Regions from separate parts of the Homo sapiens genome. Here region 2 is linked to region 1. The links are chromatin loops, found by intact Hi-C in ENCODE. Cell type or tissue: B cell. All regions are shown on one strand. Links, peaks and the distances in the headings refer to the core of each region. The heading gives the core; the rest is flanking DNA.

Evidence for each region. Hi-C counts contacts between places; a loop is a spot of excess contacts. Peaks named below come from ENCODE experiments on the same cell type or tissue, not always from the same donor. Only the 100,000 strongest peaks of a DNase experiment are listed, where the experiment ranks them.
Region 2: a loop joins it to region 1, with 7 times the contacts of the local background. A loop is called at or near these places in 108 of 110 quality-filtered maps.

Annotation. Positions count from the first base shown.
Region 1 is chr12:53,347,842-53,358,987 of GRCh38, reverse strand. No RefSeq gene overlaps it. Among named protein-coding and RNA genes, the nearest start is that of SP7, 17 kb to the right of the region's middle. RefSeq lists a silencer at 6,172-6,231. In B cell, for the core only: CTCF peaks have their summits at 5,999 and 6,202 (motif pointing left); a DNase peak (open chromatin) is centred at 6,197.
Region 2 is chr12:53,414,991-53,424,453 of GRCh38, reverse strand. SP1 (Sp1 transcription factor) reads right to left here. Exons shown (of 6, transcript NM_138473.3): 6 at 8,008-9,463. It overlaps AMHR2 (anti-Mullerian hormone receptor type 2), which reads right to left and starts at 599. Exons shown (of 11, transcript NM_020547.3): 1 at 471-599; 2 at 1-166. The coding sequence starts at 519. RefSeq lists a cis regulatory region at 2,512-3,030 and an enhancer at 2,715-3,281. In B cell, for the core only: no CTCF peak of the experiment used is centred there; a DNase peak (open chromatin) is centred at 6,853; H3K4me3 peaks cover 311 bases; H3K27ac peaks cover 357 bases.

The sequences.
Region 1 (11,146 bases), core at 5,092-7,591:
TCCTACACATTCCTTCCCTATGGTATATAAATTCTGGATCTGGAGATTAATGGCACAGGGATACACTGTCTTGTCTCACCACTGCCAGAGATACAAACAGGGCTTCTGTTTGTAAGTCCCTGTTAAATGTTTCTTTCTTTTTTTGAGACGGTCTTGCTCTGTCGCCCAGGCTGGAGTGCAGTGGTGCAATCATGATTCACTGCAGCCTCAACCTCCCAGACTCAAGTGATCTTCCTGCCTCAGCCTCCCCAGTAGCTGGGACCATAGGCAGGTGACACCACACACAGCTAATTTTTTTTTTTTTTTGACGGAGTTTCGCTCTTGTTGCCCAGGCTGGAGTGCAGTGGCATGATCTTGGCTCACCGCAACCTCCGCCTCCCGGGTTCAAGCGATTCTCCTGCCTCAAGCGGCCGAGTAGCTGGGATTACAGGCATGTACCACCTCACGTGGCTAATTTTATATTTTTAGTAGAGACAGGGTTTCTCCATGTTGGTCAGGCTAGTCTTGAACTCCCGACCTCAGGTAATTCACCCACCTCGGCCTCCCAAAGTGCTGGGATTAAACAGGCGTGAACCACCACGCCCTGCCTTTTTCTGTTTTTTGAGACAGAGTCTCACTTTGTCACTCAGGCTAGAGTACAATGGCTTGATCTCGGCTCGAGGCAGCCTCTGTCTCCCGGGTTCACGTGATTCTCCTGCCTCAGCCACCCATGTAGCTGGGATTACAGGCACCTGCCATCATGCCTGGCTAATTTTTGTATTTTTGTAGAGAATGGGGTCACCATGTTGGCCAGGCTGGTCTTGAACTCCTGACCTCAGGTGATCTGCCTGCCTCAGCCTCCCAAAGTGATGGGATTATAGGCGTGAGCCACTGTGCCTGGCCTACACAACCTCCGTCTCCCAGGTTCCAGCAATTCTCCTGCCTCAACCTGCCGAGTAGCTGAGATTACAGGCATGTGCCACCTCACCCGGCTAATTTTATATTTTTAGTAGAGACAGGGTTTCTCCATCTTGGTCAGGCTGGTCTCCAACTCCTGACCTCAGGTGATCCACCCGCCTCGGCCTCCCAAAGTGCTGGGATTACGTGCGTGAACCACTGTGCCTGGCCAAGATCTCTGTTTTAATGCTGGTCATTAGAGGGGCGAGGTGGCTGATGCCTGTAGTCCCAGCTACTTGGGAGGCTGAGGCAGGAGAATGGCGTGAACCCGGGAGGCGGAGCTTGCAGTGAGCTGAGATTGGGCCACCGTATTCCAGCCTGGGTGACAGAGTGAGACTCCGTCTCAAAAAAATAAAAATAAAGGCCAGGCGCAGTGGCTTACCCTTGTAATCCCAGCACTTTGGGAGGCTGAGGCGGGCGGATCACGAGGTCAGGAGATCGAGACCATGGTGAAACCCCTTCTCTACTAAAAATACAAAAATAAAAATTAAATTAAATTAAAAATAAAATAAAGTGTTTCAGTTGGTTGTTGGGGCTCATGCCTGTAATCCCAGCACTTTGGGAGGCTGAGGGGGGCCGATCATGAGGTCAAGAGATTGAGACCATCCTGGCTAACATGGTGAAACCTTGTCTCTACTAAAAATACAAAAATCAGCTGGGCGTGGTGGCACATGCTGCCTATAGTCCCAGCTACTCGAGAGGCTGAGGTAGGAGAATAACTTGAACCCGGGAGGTGGAGGTTGCAGTGAGCTGAGATCGCGCCACTGCACTCCAGCCTTGTGACAGAGCAAGACTTGACTCCGTCTCAAAAAAAAAAGTTTCATCCAGCAAAAAAAAGATTTATACATGTTTCTACAGGTATATCTAGTTTATCACTTCATTTATTTTATTTGTTTGTTTGTTTTTGTTTTTGTTTTTTGTTTTTTGTTTTTTTGAGACGGCATCTTGCTCTTCTCGCCCAGGCTGGAGTGTAATGGCACGATCTCGGCTCATTGCAACCTCCACCTCCCAGGTTCAAGCGATTCTCCTGTCTCAGCCTCCCAAGTAGCTGGGATTACAGGCACCCATCACCACACCCGGCTGATTTTTGTATTTTTAGTAGAGATGGGGTTTCGCCATGTTGGCCAGGCTGGTCTCAAACTCCTGACCTCAGGTGATCTGCCTCCCTCAGCCTCCCAAAGTGCTGGGATTACAGTCATGAGCCACTGCGCCCGGCCCATTTATTTTATTTTTTATCGTAGAGATGGGGTCCTGCTATGTTGAGCAGGCTGGTCTCTAACTACTGGCTTCAAGCAATCCTCCTGCCTCAGCCTCCCAAAGTGCTGGAATGCTAGAATTGCAGGTGTGAGCCACTGCACATGGCCTAGTTTATCACTTCTAACTTATGCATAGTATTCCCTGCAAGATGGAGAACTAGCTTCTTTTTAACTTTTTTATTATTATTATTACTTTTTGAGACATAGTCTTACTCTGTTGCCCAGGCTGGAGTTCAGTGGCACCGTGTTGGCTCACTGCAACCTCCATCTCCTGGGTTCAAGCAGTTCTCCTGCCTCAGCTTCCCAAGTAGCTGGGATTACAGGCACCCACCACCAAGCCCGGCTAGTTTTTATATTTTTAGTAGAGATGGTGTTTCACCATGTTGGCCAGGCTGGTCTCAAACTCCTGTCCTCAGGTGATCCACCCACCTCAGCCTCCGAAAGTGCTGAGATTACTGGTGTGAAGCCACCACGCCTGGCCAAGAACTAGCTTCTTGAACCAGAAAGCTGTCATGAATATTCTCAAACATGTTACCTTATAGTTCTGTGTAATACTTTCTCATGGTGAAGATTCTAATATAAAAGCCTGGTCATTTCACCTCCTTACTCCACATCTTTCAATAACTCTTCATTTCTTTTTCTTCTTTTAAGTTTCTGTGGGCTTTCTGAGAACAAAGATTAGACCTTGAGTGCAGTGGTAGGACGGCAGCTCACTGCAAACTGTCTCCCCAAGCTCAGGTGACTCTCCCACCTCAAGCTTCCCAAGTAGCTGGGACTACAGGTGGATGCCATCACGCCTGGCTAATTTTGTGTGTCTGTGTGTATTTTTACCTGAGGTGTGGTTTCACAAAGCCTTCCAGAGGCCAAGGCTGGTCTGGAACTCCTGGACTCAAGCAATCCACCCGCCTCAGCCTCCCAAAGTGCTGGGATTACAGGCATGAGTCACTGTGCCCAGCCTCTTTTTTTCTTCTTTCTTTTTTCTTAAGACAGGGTCTCATTGGGCGCAGTGATTCACGCCTGTAATCCCAGCACTTTGGGCGGCTGAGGTGGGTGGACCACCTGGGTTTAGGAGTTTAAGACTAGCCTGGGCAACATGGCGAAACCCAGTCTCTACCAAAAATACAAAAAAATTAGCCGGGTGTTGTGGTGCTCGCCTGTGATCTCAGCTACTCAGGAGGCTGAGGTAGGAGGACTGTTTGAGCCTGGGAGGCAGAGGTTGCAGTGAGTCAAGATTACGCCATTGTACTCCACCCTCAGTGACAGAATGAGACCCCATCTCAAAAAAAAAAAAAAAAAAAAGGTCTCATCATGTAGCTGATCTGGAACTGGGCTCAAACTGGACTCCAGCGACCCTCCTGTGGGACTATAGGCATGTGCCAGTACATCCAGCCCTTCTTTTCTTTTGTTTCTTCTTTTGTTTTTTCTTTTCTTTTATTTTCCTTCCTTTCTCCCTCCCTCCCCACTGCCTTCCTTCCTGCCTTCCTCCCTCCCTCGCTTCCTTCCATCCATCTTGCTCTGTCACCCAGGCTGGAGTGCAATGACATTATCATAGATCACTGCATGTTTGAACTCCTGGGCCCAAGGTCTCCCCCTGCCTCTGCCTCCAGAGTAGCTGGGACTATAGGTGTGCACCACTGTGCTTAGCTCCCGGCTCTTTATTTATCTTCATTAACTCTTTTTTTTTCTTTTTGAGACGGAGTTTTTGCTCTTGTTGCCCAGGCTGGAGTGCAGTGCCGCGATCTCGGCTCACTGCAACCTCCGCCTCCTGGGTTCAAGCGATTCTCCTGCCTCAGCCTCCCGAGTAGCTGGGATTACAGGCACGTGCCACCATGCCCAGCTAATTTTTTCTATGTTTTTAGTAGAAACGGGGGTTTCATCTTGTTGGCCAGGCTGGTCTTAAACTCCTGACCTCAGGTGATCCACCTACCTCGGCCTCCCAAAGCAGAGGCATTATAGGCATGAGCCACTGCGCCCAGCCTTATCTTCATTAACTCTTATAACTTTTTTTTTTTTTTTTTTTTTTTCTGAGACAGAGTTTTGGTCTTGTTGCCCAGGCTGGAGAGCAATGGTGCAATCTCGGCTCACTGCAACCTCTGCACCCCGGGTTCAAGTGATCCTCCTGCCTCAGCCTCCCGAGTAGCTGGGATTACAGTCGTGTGCCATCATACCTAGCTAATTTTGTATTTTTAGTAGAGATGGGGTTTTACCATGTTGGTCAGGCTGGTCTCGAACTCCTGACCTCAGGTAATCTGCCCCCTCAGCCTCCCAAAAATGCTGGGATTACAAGCATGAGCCATTGTGCCCGGCCAACTCTTATAACTCTTGAAAGAAGTTCCTGACAGGTATTCACCAAATGCATGTTGATTTGAGGAGAGAATCCAGACCATGCTAGCCTCCACTGTGGGAAGCTGGGCCTGTCCTGTCCCTGTGCTGGTGAAGCAGGGCGTGTACATTCATGTTCTCCAGAGATTGTCTGTCTTACTCCTCCTGGCCCACTTTCCCCTACTGCCACCTTTTCCCCACCGTACTGTATGCATCTGCCATTCATCCTTCACAGTTCTTTTTTTTTGAGATGGAGTTTCGCTCTTGTTACCCAGGCTGGAGTGCAATGGCACAATCGCAGCTCACCGCACCCTCCGCCTCCCTGGTTCCAGAGATTCTCCTGCCTCAGTCTCCCAAGTAGGTGCAATTACAGGCATGCACCACCACGCCCAGCTAATTTTGTATTTCTTCTTATTTTTTTTTTGGAGACAGAGTCTTGCTCTGTTGCCCAGGCTGGAGTGCAGTGGCGCGATCTCGGCTCACTGCATCCTCTGCCTCCCTGGTTCAAGAGATTCTCCTGCCTCAGCCTCCCGAGTAGCTGGGACTACCGGTGCGCGCCACCACACCCAGCTAATTTTTGTATTTTTAGTAGAGAAGGGGTTTTATCATGTTGGCCAGGATGGTCTCGATTTCTTGACCTCGTGATCCACCCCGCCTCGGCCTCCCAAAGTGCCGGGATTACAGGCGTGAGGCACCACATCCGGCCAATTTTTGTATTTTTAGTAGAGACGGGGTTTTACCATGTTAGCCAGGATGGTCTCGAACTCCTGACCTCAGGCAATCCACCCACCTCAGCCTCCCAACGTGCTGGGATTACAGGCATGAGCCACCATGCCTAGCCTAATTTTGTGGTTTTAGCAGAGATGGGGTTTCTCCATGTTGATCAGGCTGGTCTCAAACTCCAGACCTCAAACAATCCGCCCACCTTGGCCTCTAAAAGTGTTGGGATTACAGGTGTGAGCCACCACGCCCGGACTCATCCTTCACAGTTCTACACTGTGGTTCCCTTCTCTGGGAAGTCTCCTCAAGACTGAGCTGGGGACTGCTACCTCAGCATTGGCCTTTGTAATAACTGCCATGTGGCAGGCAATGACCTTTATGTATTTCTCCTTACGCAGTGAATTTTTATATATCATCTTAGTCTACTATGAAGGTCTTCTACCCCCATTTTATACACAAGGAGACTGAGGCTCAGATAGATAGCGCAACTAGCAAGCGTTGGCACTTTAATTCACACCCTACTCTGACTTCCAAGGGAGTGTACTTAAGCACTACTCAAACTGCCTCTCAGTATCATACAAGTGTAGTGTTTACCAAGCTCTCTTCCACTAGGTTGCACACTTCTTGTTAAATGTTATATTGTACACTTCTAGCACATACCTGGCACACAGTAAATGCTTAGGAAATGTCTGTGAAAAGCAATCAGGTAGGCTAGTGGGGCAAGAAATAGACCAGCACTTGCTGAACTCTAACTAGGAGTCAGGATACCTTGTGTTTGCCCTCTCTGTACCAAGACTGTAGGGAACGATAGAATAAGTACCATAACTCTGAGACTTTTTCCCACCTCAGCCCTTGCCTCAAGCGCTGACAACTCTGCCACTGTCCCCTGCAAAAAAGGTACCAAAACTCTGTCTCCAGCCATGAGCCCCAAGCAGTCCGTGATAGGTGTTGTTGAGCGGCTCACTTCTGCCACCTGGTGGTAGTAACAAGCCTTTCTTATTCTCCAGGGCAGTGGACCCAAGGGAAGGTCTTGTCTAGAAAAGAGTAGAAGAAGCTCTTTGCACACTGCCCTTTCCCCTGAGGGTTTTCTTTTTGTGGAATCCTTTCTCATTTGCAGCACGCCTTGACATTCCTGTTTTCCAATATGCTGAATTGGATAGAGTTAAGACCCTTAAAGATCCTAAGCTCGGAAAAGATTGTGGTGCGCACCTCTACCATGAGGGCTTCAAGACAGAAACAATACAAAAAGCTGTCCCGGCGCGGTGGCTCACGATTGTAATCCCAGCACTTTGGGAGCCCGAGGCGGGCGGATCATCTGAGGCCAAGAGTTCGAGACCAACATGGCGAAACCCACGTCTCTACTAAAAATACGGAAAAAAATTAGCTGGGCATGGTGGCGCGCGCCTGTCATCTCAGCTATTCAGGAGGCTGAGGCAGGAGAATAGCTTGAACCCGGGAGGTGGAGGTTGCAGTGAGCTGAGATGGTGCTACTGCATTCCAGCCTGGGCAACGAGAGCAAAACTCCCTCTCAAAGAAAAACAAAACAAAACAAAAAAGGGCCGGGCGCGATGGCTCATGCCTGTAATCTCAGCATTTTGGGAGGCCGAGGCGGGCGTATCACGAGGTCAAGAAATCGAGACCATCCTGGCCAACATGGTGAAACCTCATCTCTACTAAAAAAAATACAAAAATTAGCTGGGCGTGGTGGCGCACCGCTGTAGTCCCAGCTACTCGGGAGGCTGAGGCAGGAGAATTGCTTGAACCCGGGAGGCGGAATTTGCAGTTGGCAGAGATTCCGCCACTGCACTCCAGCCTGGGCGACAGAGAGAGACTCCGTCTCAAAAAAAAAAAAAAAAAAAAAGAATCAGGCCCCCACCCACTGCAAGCTCCGCCTCCTGGGTTCACGCCATTCTCCTGCCTCAGCCTCCCGGGTCGCTGGGACTACAGGCGCCCGCCACCACACCCGGCTAATTTTTTTGTACTTTTAGTAGAGACGGGGTTTCTCCGTGTTAGCCAGGATGGTCTCGATCTCCTGACCTCGTGATCCGCCCGCCTCGGCCTCCCAAACTGCTGGGATTACAGGCGTGAACCACCGCGCCCGGCCTCCCTGCCCACCTTCTTATCCCTCGCTCCCACCAACTCTAAGAAAACACATTTCAGGCTGGGCGACGTGGCTCACGCCTGTAATCCCAACGCTTTGGGAGGCCGAGGCGGGTGAATCACCTGAGGTCGGGAGTTTGAGTCCAGCCTGACCTACATGGAGAAACCCCATCTCTACTAAAAATACAAAATTAGCCAGGCGTGGTGGCACATGCCTGTAATCCCAGCTACTCAGGAGGCTGAGGCAGAAGAATCGCTTGAACCCAGGAGGTGGAGGTTGTGGTGAGCCGAGATCACGCCATTGCACTCCAGCCTGGGCAAAAAGAGTGAAACTCCGTCTCAAAAAAAAAAGAAAATAAAATAAAACATATTTCACCTTCAAAGAAGGATCCTAAAATGGTAATCTCTCTCATTTGTTGAATACTGTTTTTTTAAATGAGTTTCATTAAGAATAGCCATCTTGACTTTTGTCAAATGTCTTCTTAGCATCCATTGAATTGATGATATGATTTTTCTTTTCTTTTATTTATTTATTTTTTTTGGAGATGGAGTCTCGCTCTATCCCCCAGGCTGGAGTGCAGTGGTGTGATCTCAGCTCACTGCAACCTCTGCCTCCCAGGTTCAAGCGATTCTCCTTGAGAAGATTAGCTGGGATTACAGGTGCCTGCCACCATGCCCAGCTAATTTTTGTGTTTTTAGTAGAGATGGGGTTTTGCAATGTTGGCCGGGCTGGTCTCGAACTCCTGACCTCAGGTGATCCACCTGCCTCAGCCTCCTGAAGTGCTGGGATTACAGGCATGAGCCATCACGCCTGATTGATTTTTCTTGTTTAACATATTAATGTGTTCTTTTTATTTAATTTATTTATTTATGTATTTATTTTGAGATGGAGTATCACTCTTGTCACCCAGGCTGGAGTGCAGTGGTGCGATCTGGGCTCACTGCAATCTTCACCTCCTGGGTTCAAACAATTCTCCTGCCTCAGCCTCCTGAGTAGCTGGGATTACAGGTGCTCACCACCAAGCCTGGCTAATTTTTGTACTTTTGGTAGAGATGGGGTTTCACCATGTTGGCCAGGCTGGTCTCGAACTCCTGACCTCAAGTGATCCGCTCGCCTGGGCCTCCCAAAGTGCTGGGATCATAGGCCTGAGCCACCGTGCCTGGCCTATTTTTATTTTTATTTATTTATTTATTTTGAAACGGAGTCTCGCTCTGTTGCCCAGACTGGGAGTGCAGTGGCGCAATCTCGGCTCACTGCAAGCCCCGCCTCCCGGGTTCACGCCATTCTCCTGCCTCAGCCTCCCGAGTAGCTGGGACTACAGGCGCCCACTGCCATGCCTGGCTAATTTTTTTGTATTTTTAGTACAGACAGGGCTTCACTGTGTTAGCCAGGATGGTCTCGATCTCCTGACCTCATGATCCGCCCGTCTCGGCCTCCTAAAGTGCTGGGATTACAGGCATGAGCCACCGCGCCCAGCCCTATTTTTATTTTTTAAGACAGAGTCTTACTGTGTCACCCAGGCTGGAGTGCAGCGGTGCAATCTTGGCTCACTGCACCCTTCGCCTCCTGGGTTCGAGCGATTCTCCTGCCTCAGCCTCTTTTTTTTTTTGAGACGGAGGCTTGCTCTGTCTCCCAGGCTGGAGTGCAGTGGAGCCATCTCCGCTCACTGCAAGCTCTGCCTCCTGGGTTCACGCCATTCTCCTGCCTCAGCCTCCCTAGTAGCTGGGACTACAGGTGCCCATCACCACGCCCGGCTAATTTTTTTTATTTTTTTTAGTAGAGACAGTATTTCACCATGTTAGCCAGGATGGTCTCGATCTCCTGACCTCGTGATCCGCCCGTCTTGGCCTCCCAAAGCGCTGGGATTAAAGGCATGAGCCACCGCACCCGGCCTACCTCAGCCTCTTGAGTAGCTGGGACTACAGGTGTGTGCTAACATGCCTGAATAATTTTTGTATTTTTATTAGAGACAGGGTTTCACTATGTTGGCCAGGCTGGTCTCGAACTTCTGACCTCAGGTGATCCACCCACCTCGGCCTCCTAAAGTGCTGGGATTACAGCCGTGAGCCACCACACCTGGCCTAATGTGTTCTTTTTTTTTTTTTTTTTTTTTTTTTTTTTTTTTTTGAGATGGAGTTTCGCTCTTGTTGCCCAGGCTGGAGTGCAATGGCAGGATCTCGGCTCACCACAACCTCCACCTCCCAGGTTCAAGCAATTCTCCTGCCTCAGCCTCCCGAGTAGCTGGGATTACAGGCATGCACCACCATGCCCGGCTAATTTTGTATTTTTAGTAGAGACGGGGTTTCTCCATGTTGAGGCTGTTCTCGAACTCCTGACCTCAGGTCATCTGCCCGCCTCGGCCTCCCAAAGTGCTGGGATTACAGGCGTCAGCCACCGTGCCCGGCCGAGGTGTTCTTTATTAACTAATTCCATTCATTCCTGCGGTAAATCAGAAAGGGACCTTAGAGATCATGGAGACTAGTGGTTCTCAATTAGACATAGCCAAATTACTATTTCTTTTTTTTTTTTTTAAGAGATGGCCTTCTCAGAGATTGCAGTAAGCTAAGATTGCGCCACTGCACCCCAGCCTGGGTGATCTGTCTCAAAAAAAAAAAAAATGTCATGTTGTACAGGCTGGTCTAGAACTCCTGGCCTCAAGCCATCCTCGTAACTCAACCTCCTGAGTAGCTGGGATTACACGTACATGCCACCATGCCCGGCAAATTCCTTCATTTTTGAATGAGGAAATAGAGGCATTGAGAAGTAAAGTGAGTCATCTATGCCTTCAAATATGGTCCCTAGTTTTTTCTTTTTTCTTTTCTTTCTTTCTTTTTGTGTGTGTGTGTGTGTGTGTGTGTGTGTGTGTGTGTGTGTGTGTTTGAGACGGAGTCTTTCTCTTGTCATCCAGGCTGGAGGCTGGAGTGCAATGGCGTGATCTTGGCTCACTTCAACCTCTGCTTCCTGAGTTCAAGCAAGTGTCCTGCCTCAGGCTCCTGAGTAGCTGGGATTACAGGCACTCACCACCAAGCCTGGCTAATTATTTTGTGTTTTTAGTAGAGATGGGGTTTCACCATGTTGGCCAGGCTGGTCTCAAACTCCTGACCTCAGGTAATCTGCCCAACTTGGCTTTCCAAAGTGCTGGGATTACAGGCGGGAGCCATTGTGCCTGGCCCCTAGTTTTCTCCTGTATCTCTTTTCCCTAACCACACTACTAAATTCCTAAAGAGCAAGGACTGAGGGTTGTATACAGCATTTTCTCTACAGTGTTTCACCCAAGAGGCCACTCAATAAATGCCATTGACTACCAAATTGACGAATTAGTCTTTTGTATTGGAGCTAGAGCAAAAAGTTACAAGCTAAAAGGAAGATAGACGATGATGGTTATACCACATAAAGGACTTCTGGGCAAGGCATGGTGGGTTATGCTTGTAATCCCAGCACTTTGGGAGGCCGAGGTGGGAGGATGGCTTGAGCCCAGGAGTTCAAGACCAGCTGGAGAACATAGGGAGACCCTGTCTCTATAAAAATATAAATAAATAAATAAATAAATAAATAACTTCTGGATAGTTGGAGGCAAACCATTAAATATGTGAGTAAAGATGGCTTGACGTGTTGCCACCCCAGGTGAGCTTGGGAAAGGAAGATATACCTTCTAACTGGGCCACAAAACTGAAGAAAGAACACAAGGACTTTTGGCCATCCTGATTAGCTTTGGTTCTTATGATTATATAGTCAGTCCCTCATCCGTTTGTGGTAACCATGCATCCCAGATTTTCTGGAACTTTCCAATTTCAAATATTTCCCTAAACCA
Region 2 (9,463 bases), core at 5,316-7,815, 65 kb before region 1:
GCCCGGTCTTGGGTCAGGTTCCAGATCCCAAAGCAGCAGCGGCTGTAGAGGCAGCGGATAGCTCTGGGGAGCTCTGTGCCTGTATCTAGCAGCTCTCCCAGTGTCTTTGTGCTTCCCCGCACTCCAGGGGCCTCAAAGAACACACAGGTTCGCCTGTTTGGGGGTGCTGAGGCCCAGGGTGGGGAAAGGAAAAGATTCAAGGTGGGAGTGAATGCAGAGGCAAAAAACTGGCCAAAAGAATAGACAAAACATGTTCCACATCCCAGCGTCAGTATGGTAAAGCCACAGGAGGAAGCAGGGTCAGCAGAGGCCTGGAACCTGAGCCCTGCCATGGGGACACATGGCTCTATCCTTCACCCTTACTCACCCAGCCCACTCACCACTCTTCCAAAGGGGTGGCTCTTGCTTCAAGCGCCCCTTTCCCTTGCTGGATGGATGGAGAGACCCTTCCCCTCCCTGTAGACACTTACCTTCCACAGCTGTGGGAAGTAATGCCCAAAGCCCCAAAGACCCTAGCATCTTGCTGGAGGATGGCAGCAGCAGAAGGAGAAGAGCATAAGCCAGCACAGCTGCCCCTGGCCAAATCTTTCTTCAGATACAGGGCATCCTGGGGCTTCTGATCCCTCAGTCCCCAACTCCGCCCCCCTCATCCTATCCCAGCCTCTGTGGGGGAGAAGGCTGCTGTGGGGGAGAGGGTGGGTGTGGGGAAAGCAGGGAAAGAAAGGGAGGAGCAGAGAACCAATCTCATATCCTCTTCTCTTCTGCAACCTCCTCTTTGCTCTGCATAGTGAGAGGAGGGGAACTTGGAGGCCCAGCTGAGAACCCAGTGATGCCTAATTTCAAATCTTTGCCCTTCCCTGACCTTGGAAGAAGATGCTGGACTCTGTTGACTCTTCTCAGGAGGAAACCAATGTGAGGTCAAATGCTTAGAGCCATTCAGCTCTGCCCAAGATCCTTTCTAGCCTAAGATCTCTTTATATTCAGGGTTCATATCTGCAACTGCTTGGGCAGAGGAAGGCCTCACAGCCCATATTAGAGGTTACCTTGTTTTCCAACTTAAGAATCAGAAAGTATACAAAACTTACCTGAATTTTTAAAAAACACATTGAAAACAGTAACAATGGTAAATTTTGCTATGTGGATTTTTTTTTTTTTTTTTTTGAGACGGAGTCTCGCTCTTCTCCCCCAGGCTGGAGTGCAGTGGCACGATCGCAGCTCACTGCAACCTCCGCCTCCTGGGTTCAAGCTATTCTCCTGCCTCAGCCTCCTGAGTAGCTGGGATTACAGGCGCCTGCCACCACACCTGGCTAATTTTTGTATTTTTAGTAGAGACGGGGTTTCACCATGTCAGCCAGGCTAGTCTCGAACTCCTTACCTCAGGTGATTTGCCCGCCTCGGCCTCCCAAAGTGCTGGGATTATAGGCGTGAGCCACCATGCCTAGCCGTGGATTTTACTTAAAAAAAAAAAACACATTGGTTCACAGGCTGAACAAATACCCATTATTAAGGAGGTAACAAATTTCTTATCAAGCACCTACTATGTGCTGGGGCACAGCTAGGGCTATGCATTTTACAATCATCTCATCTAATTCTCCCCTGAAATATTTATTATTATTATTTTATTTATTTATTTTTTGAGACCGAGTGTCGCTCTGTCACCAGGCTAGAGTGCAGTGGTGCCATCTTGGCTCACTGCAACCTCTGACTCCCTGGTTCAAGCGATTCTCCTGCCTCAGCCTCCCGAGTAGCTGGGATTACAGGCACGCACCACCATGTCCAGCTAATTTTTGTATTTTTAGTAGAGACAGGGTTTCACCATGTTGGCCAGGATAGTCTCGATCTCGTGACCTCGTGATCTGCCCGCCTTGGCCTCCCAAAGTGCTGGGATTACAAGTGTGAGCCACTGTGCCTGGCCTATTATTTTTATTATTTCCATTTTATAGGTAAGAAAACTGAACTTACGTAAGTCGCCCAAAGTCATTCAGCTAGGAAATAGCAGAGCTGGAATTTGAACTTAGGCAGGTCTGACTCCAAAGTCCAGGTTCTAGTCTTATTTTTATTATTATTTTTGTACTTTTAGTAGAGACGGAGTTTCACCATGTTGGCCAGGATGGGGTCGATCTTTTTTTTTTTTTTTTTTTTTTTGAGATGGAGTCTTGCTCTGTCGCCCAGGCTGGAGTGCAGTAGCGCGATCTCGGCTCACTGCAAGCTCTGCCTCCCGGGTTAACGCCATTCTCCTGCCTCAGCCTCCCGAGCAGCTGGGACTACAGGCGGCCGCCACCACGCCCGGCTAATTTTTTGTATTTTTAGTAGAGACGGGTTTTCACCGTGTTAGCCAGGATGGTCTTGATCTCCTGACCTCGTGATCCGCCCGCCTCGGCCTCTCAAAGTGCTGAGATTACAGGCGTGAGCCACTGCGCCCGGCCGAAGGGGTCGATCTCTTAACCTCGTGATCCCTCCGCCTCGGCCGCCCAAAGTGCTGGGATTGCAGGCGTGAGCCACCGCACCCGGCCGGCTCTATTCTTTGTATTACACTATACTGCCTGAAAGACGTACAAAATTCAACAATGAAAAAAAATTACCACTTAATACTATACTTGGACATTTGAATTTAAATTGTTGAGAAAATATGCATCATTACCTGCCAACAGGCCACTAACTAAAAAGGGAGGGTACAGTTCAAACTATCACCACCAGAGGTCAGCAGAGGAGAAATTCCCTGCTGCGGTGAGAGGGCAGAAAGTACCTCCTCTGATGACTAATACATATAGTATACCTCCTACATTTACTAAGCTTCAGGGACTATAAAATGTGAAGGGCGGGCACAGGATGTGGAGAGTTTCAGCATGGAGTTGGGAGGAGAGGGCTATGGCTTGTTCTGCAGTAGAGACAGAGGAGTCCAACTCCACCAGACTCTTTCCCAGAGTAAGAAACAACAGAAATAGGTAATCACTTCCACACCTGTGAGCCACTGGCTCCTTGAGAATTAAGAGTCAGAGGGGACTTGTTCTCTGTTTCCCTAGCTTTCTGTCCCCCTAGTGGCTTCCTGGAAACCCTTTCTTGGAATGATCTGGCTTAGACCAGGGAGGACAGTCTGAGTACCGACATTTTTTTTTTTTTTTTTTTTTGAGACGGAGTCTCGCTCTGTCACCCAGGCTGGAGTGCAGTGGTGCGATCTCGGCTCACTGCAACCTCTGCCTACCGGGTTCAAGCGATTCTCCGGCCTCAGCTTCCTGAGTAGCTGGGACTACAGGCGCATACCACCACGCCCGGCTAATTTTTGTATTTTTAGTAGAGACGGGGTTTCGCCATGTTGGCCAGGCTGGTCTCAAACTCCTGACCTCAGGTAATCCGCCCCCCTCGGCCTCCCAAAGTGCCGGGATTGCAGACGGGAGCCACTGCGCCCAGCTTGAGTACTGACTTTTTGATTCTGGGGTCTTTCTTCTGGGAAACCTGCATGAAAGGAAGAGATAGTAAAAGTTCCAGTAGTTGTGAAACAGCAGCGGGAGGAATGACCAGGGCTCGAGATAGCCGCCCATCCTTCTTTGGACCCTTCCAGGAGTCTGCAGGGCCTTGCCAGTGAGATGGAATGTTGTGCTTCCAGCTACTTTCCTTCACTAGCCCCAGATCAGATAAGTCTGGGGTGGTGTGTGTGGTGGGGTGTGAGGGGAGATTTGAAGGTGAAATAGCTTCTTTTGTCTGGAATGTCTCAGGAGACTATCTCCTCCAGAGTGGGAGCAGCGTAAGGATCAGGCAGAAAGGCAGTCTCCTCACCCAAAGCTTCGGATAACTAATTCTTTCCAAGATAGAAACATTCCAGTCAGGTTTATGGGAACTATACCTGCTCTGGGCTGTTAGGTTTTAGAGTTAAGATGGTGATAGAGGCTGGGCGCTGTGGTTCATGTCTGTAATCCCAGTACTTTGGGAGGCCAGGAGTCCCCCTGGGTAACATAGCGAGACCCCCACCTATATTATTTTTAAAAAAAAATTTCCTTTTTTTTTGAGACGGAGTCTCACTCTGTCATTCAGGCTGGAGTAAAGTGGTGCAATCTCCGCTCACTGCAACCTCCGCCTCCTGGGTTCAAGCAATTCTCCTGCCTCGGCCTCCCAAGTAGCTAGGATTACAGATGCCTGTCACCATGCCTGGCTAATTTTTTGTATTTTTAGTAGAGATGGGGTTTCACTATGTTGGCCAGGCTGGTTTCAAACTCCTGATCTCAGGTGATCCACCGCCTAGGCCTTCCAAAGTGCTGGGATTACAGGCGTGAGCCACTGCGCGGGGCCAAAAAAAATGTATTTCATTAGGTGCTGGGCCTACAAAGATAGAGGTGTGATTACTGCCCTCTGGGAACTCATAGTGTAGAAATGCAGGTGGATATTGACAAGCAACCGGAAAACTGTGTTTCCTACTAGGGGCATGAGGAAGGAGCTATACAAATAGATCAAGTAAGCTAATTCTGCCTAGGGCATAGAAGAAAGGTGCCCAGAGAGTTTCACAGAGAAGGGGATATTTAAATAGTCCCAAAGGTAAACACAATGGTAAGAGGAGAACAGTCCTTCTAAGCAAAGGGAATGGCAAGAGTAAAGGCATGGAGATATAAACACAAAGGCTTGTGTGTTAAAGGTGGAAGGAGTGAGGAGGAAGCAGTATGAGATATGAGACAGAAAATCACCTTAGAGAGAGACGGACCAGATTGGACAGGTTTTCAATTCTGTATCAAGGAGCTTAGGCTTTCCCTAAAAGCAAAGAATTTTAGGCAGGGGCCTGGTGGCAATTGGAAGATGGATGACTACTGGGGTTTGGAGAGATCAGTTGCAAGACCTAAGCAGTAAACAAAGTGAGTACTGAGACAGTGGAAATGAAAATAAAAGAGGAGGCCGGGCGTGGTGGCTCACGCCTGTAATCCCAGCACTTTGGGAGGCCGAGGCGGGCAGATCACGAGGTCAAGAGATGGAGACCACCCTGGCCAACATGGTGAAAACCCGTCTCTACTAAAAATACAAAAATTAACTGGGCGTGGTGGCGCGCGCCTGTAATCCCAGCCACTCAGGAGGCTGACGCAGGAGAATTGCTTGAACCTGGGAGGCGGAGGTTGCAGTGAGCCGAGATCACGCCACTGCACTCCAGCCTGGCGACAGAGCGAGACTCCATCTCAAAAAAAAAAAAGAGGAAAAATTTGATATATATTGTATAGGTAATGTTGACAGGATTGGCAATCAAATTAGTGTTAGTAGGTGAAAGGGAGAACTAAAAGATGATTCTGAGGTTTCAAGTATGAGTGATCAAGGAGCAGTGGGTGATATTATTAAGGGAGATGTGAAACACAAAGAATTATTTCTCCTTCTACTGTGTTGAATTTATCTGGAGGACATCCAGATGAAAATGTCTAGCAAGCAGACTTCCAGGTCAAGAGACAAGTTAGGGCTCAAGATTTGGGAGTCATCAACATGGACACAGTCTTATGTTAGAGTCTTATGTTAGAGTTTAAGAGGGAAAAGGGTAGGGAAAGGAAAGGACACGAGACAGGAACACAAATACTAAAGGGACACAGGAAGAAGTGGCTATGAAGGAGACTAAAAAATATAGAAATGTGCCACACACGGTGGCTCACGCCTGTGATCCCAGCACTTTGAGAGAGGCCGAGGCAGGCAGATCACCTGAGGTCAGGAGTTGAAGACCAGCCTGGCCAACATGGTGAAACCCTGTCTCTACTAAAAATACAAAAATTAGCTGGGCGTGGCAGCCGGTGCCTGTAATTCCAGCTACTTAGGAGGCTGAGGCAGGAAAATTGCTTGAACCCGGCAGACAGAGGTTGCAGTGAGCCGAGATCACACCACTGCACTCCAGCCTGGGTGACAGAACAAGACTCCAGCTCAAAAAAAAAAAAAAAAAAAAAGAAAAGAAATTTGAAGGAGAACCAAGAGTGTATCAGTGTCACATTCTATGGGAAGAAAGCTCTAAGATACAGTAGTCAAAAGCAGCACATTGAAGCAGTGAGGTCTAAGAGGTTAATAATTGAAAGATCACCAGAGCTGGCAACCAGATGGCTGATGCTAACAGGAAAATTTCTGGTAAATGATGGATGCTGAACAAAGTAGCCTGGGCTAGGCGCAGTGGCTCATGCCTTTAATCCTAGCGCTTTGGGAGGCTGAGGCAGGTGAATTGTTTGAGCTCACAAGTTCCAGACCAGCCTGGGCAACATGGCGAAACCCTGTCTCTACAAAAAATACAGAAATTAGCCGGGTGTGATGGCGCGTGCCTGTAGTCCCAACTACTTGGGAGGCTGAGGTGGGAGGACAGCTTGAGCTTAGGGGATGGAGGTTGCAGTGCGGCAAGATGAGAGTGATGCCACTGCACTCCAGCTTGAGTGATAGAGCCAGACCTTGTCTCAAAACAAACAAACAAACAAACAAAAAAAACCAGTCCTGGCACGGTGGCTAACGCCTGTAATCCCTGCACTTTGGGAGGCCGAGGCGGGTGGATCAGCTGAGGTCAGTTCAAGATCAGCCTGGCCAACATCGTGAAACCCCGTCTCTATTAAAAATACAAAAATTAGCCGGGCATGGTGGCGCGTGCCTGTAATTCCAGCTACTTGGGAGGCGGAAACAAGAGAATTGCTTGAACCCAGGAGGTGGAGGTTGCAGTGAGCTGAGATCGTGCCACTGCACTCCAGCCTGAGTGACAGAGCAAGACTCCATCCCAAAAAACAAAAACAAAAAAAACAAACAAAAGCAAACCCACAAAGTAGCCTGAGGATTCAATAAAGGAAGAGAAAAATGAGTGTAAACTACTTTCACTAACTTTGGAAATGGAAAAAACTAATCAGTAGCTTGAAGAGGAAGCTGAGGTTTTTTAAAATGGGGGAAGGGGGAATACTTGAACATGTTTTTTTTTTTTTTGAGAGTCTCGCTTCGTTGCCCAGGCAATGTGTAATGGCGTGATCTTGGCTCACTGCAACCTCCGCCTCCCGGTTCAAGCAGTTCTCTTCCCTCAGCCTCCCAAGTAGCTGGGATTACAGGTACCTGCCCCCACGCCCGGCTACGTTTTTGTATTTTTAGTAGAGACAGTGTTTCACCATGTTGGCCAGCCTGGTCTCAAACTCCTGACCTCAAGTGATCCACCCAGCTAAGCCTCCCAAAGTGCTGGGATTACAGGGGTGAGACACCGCGCCCAGCCAGAACATGCTTATAGGCTGACAAAAGATAACAATGACTGTAGCTGGGAAAATCTGAGCAACAAAATAGTAATGGATTATAATCCATGTATAAAATAAATACACATTAATACATACTAATATAAATTGACTAAACAAATGAGGGAGAAGAGACAAACCTTTTTTTTTTTTGAGACGGAGTCTTGCTCTGTCGCCCAGGCTAGAGTGCAGTGGTGAAATCTCGGCTTACTGCAAGCTCCGCCTCCCGGGTTCACGCCATTCTCCAGCCTCAGCTCCCAAGTAGCTGGGACTACAGATGCCCGCCACCACGCCCATCTAATTTTTTGTATTTTTAGTAGACAGTTTCACCGTGTTAGCCAGGATGGTCTCGATCTCCTGACCTCGTGATCCACCCACCTCAGCCTCCCAAAGTGCTGGGATTACAAGCGTGAGCCACCACACCTGGCCACGATGTCAGTTTCTTAATTTTGACAATGTACCATGGTAATATGTTAACAATGAGGGAAACGGGTAAGGATTATATGGAAACTCTGTTCTAGCTTTACAACTTTTCTGTAAATCTAAAATTATTCCAAAATAAAAAAGCATATGAGAAAAAAAATAAAGTTAGTGTTGCCTGTTTGTCTTGGTCCTCCACATTTCCGTGTAGTTGTGGCACATTGATCTGGTCATGAAACCATTTACCCGGGAGTTAAATATAGGGCAATTGCACTAATTAACATGTATGGAGCACAACACAGTGTAGCTGGAAACCTTTGTTAGGTTCAGAGTATGAAGTTACAAACGTACACTCTCACCATTCCCAACCCTCTTCAATACACCAGAGACATGGTTTTTTATTAAAAAACTTTTTAATTGGTTTACAAAGGAGGCTACAGACTACATTGAAACTAATCTTTGTACAAAAGGCCAAAAAAAAAAAAAAAAAAGTCCCAAAACACCAAGAGACAAAAGGTAGGAGGAAAGACAAGAAAGGAAGATACAAAAGGAGCAGGAAGAAACTTACTTAGGGACAAGATTAGCATCATACATACCTAAGAGTGGGGGGTGAGGGGGAAGAACAAGATGAGAGAGCATTTAAAAGCATTTACCCACACAGCCCTGGTGATAATTGGATTGGAATCAAAACAAACACAGCATGAGATTATTAAGAGGTTTTAAAAGGCAACAGTGGTGTGGACTGGTTATTGCCAGTGTTAAGAGAGAAATAAACTTGGGTTTTTAGGCACCAGAGATTGGAGCACCACCCATCCCTTCCAGAGGATGACAGACTTAGGAAGGGGAAGCAGGCCCTGGGGCAGCTGCCACTGGTGTGTGTAGATGTCTCCTCAGGTCAATCTCAGTGTATCTTCCCCGAAGTCTTTGTGCCCTAGACTCTAGGTAAGGGCTATGGGATTTCACTGGGAGAAAGGGATGATCAAAAATATGAAGACCTGCCCTTGTCCACAATGTTCAAGAGCAGTTACCGGGAAACTGGAGCACTGGGTAGACAGAGCCCATATCCCTGGGGAAAAGGCACAGTGTAATTCCTGAAGGCAAGATATGGGAAAGCACACATCCCAGCAGAGGTATCAACAAAATCCTCACTACTTGCAGCCCTAGTCTAATCCCATTTGTTAGGCTTTTTTTTTTTTTTTTTCCCCTGATACTTAGCTAGGACTTAGGGCAGTTGAGAGGCAGATCATCATGCCTCTACTTTCTTAGCAGAGACAAGGAAGACTGGGGCTGTTTGATAATGAGGAAGGGGAAAATGGGACAAAATACTCCTCTTTCAAATGAACACTGTGGAGAAAATCTTTCTGGGTTTGGGGAAGTCAGAGTAAAGACTTAGGGGAGTAATAAAGCCAGAGACCCCCCTTCTTTTCCTTTCCCTGCCTTGGATCTAAGGCAAGTGAGCCAAATTTGGAAGAGGGAGTAGGAATTTAAGCTTAAGGCTGCTTAATGTCTTCCTGGGGGCTGGTGTTTTGGGAAGGCAGACAAAGAGAAACAGGTCAACCTCAAAGCTGGTCTGCTCATCCTCTTAGAAGAGGTCTGGTATCTGTGGAGTAGAGCCAAGAGAGGCACCACAGAGAGCACAGTCTCCCAAACAGAAGTAATAACCGGCTCATATTTTATCAGCAGTTTTCAAAAGCAATGTTTTCCGGGGTTGGAGAAGTGCCATATCTTCCTCCCTTTCCCCAAAGCTACTGCTGCGACCTTTCTTTCATCCTTGTACATAAGTTACTGGCTCTCTTCTAAGGGAGATAAATTCTGAGATTTCACATTTTCCCTCTCAACCCCAATAGGCT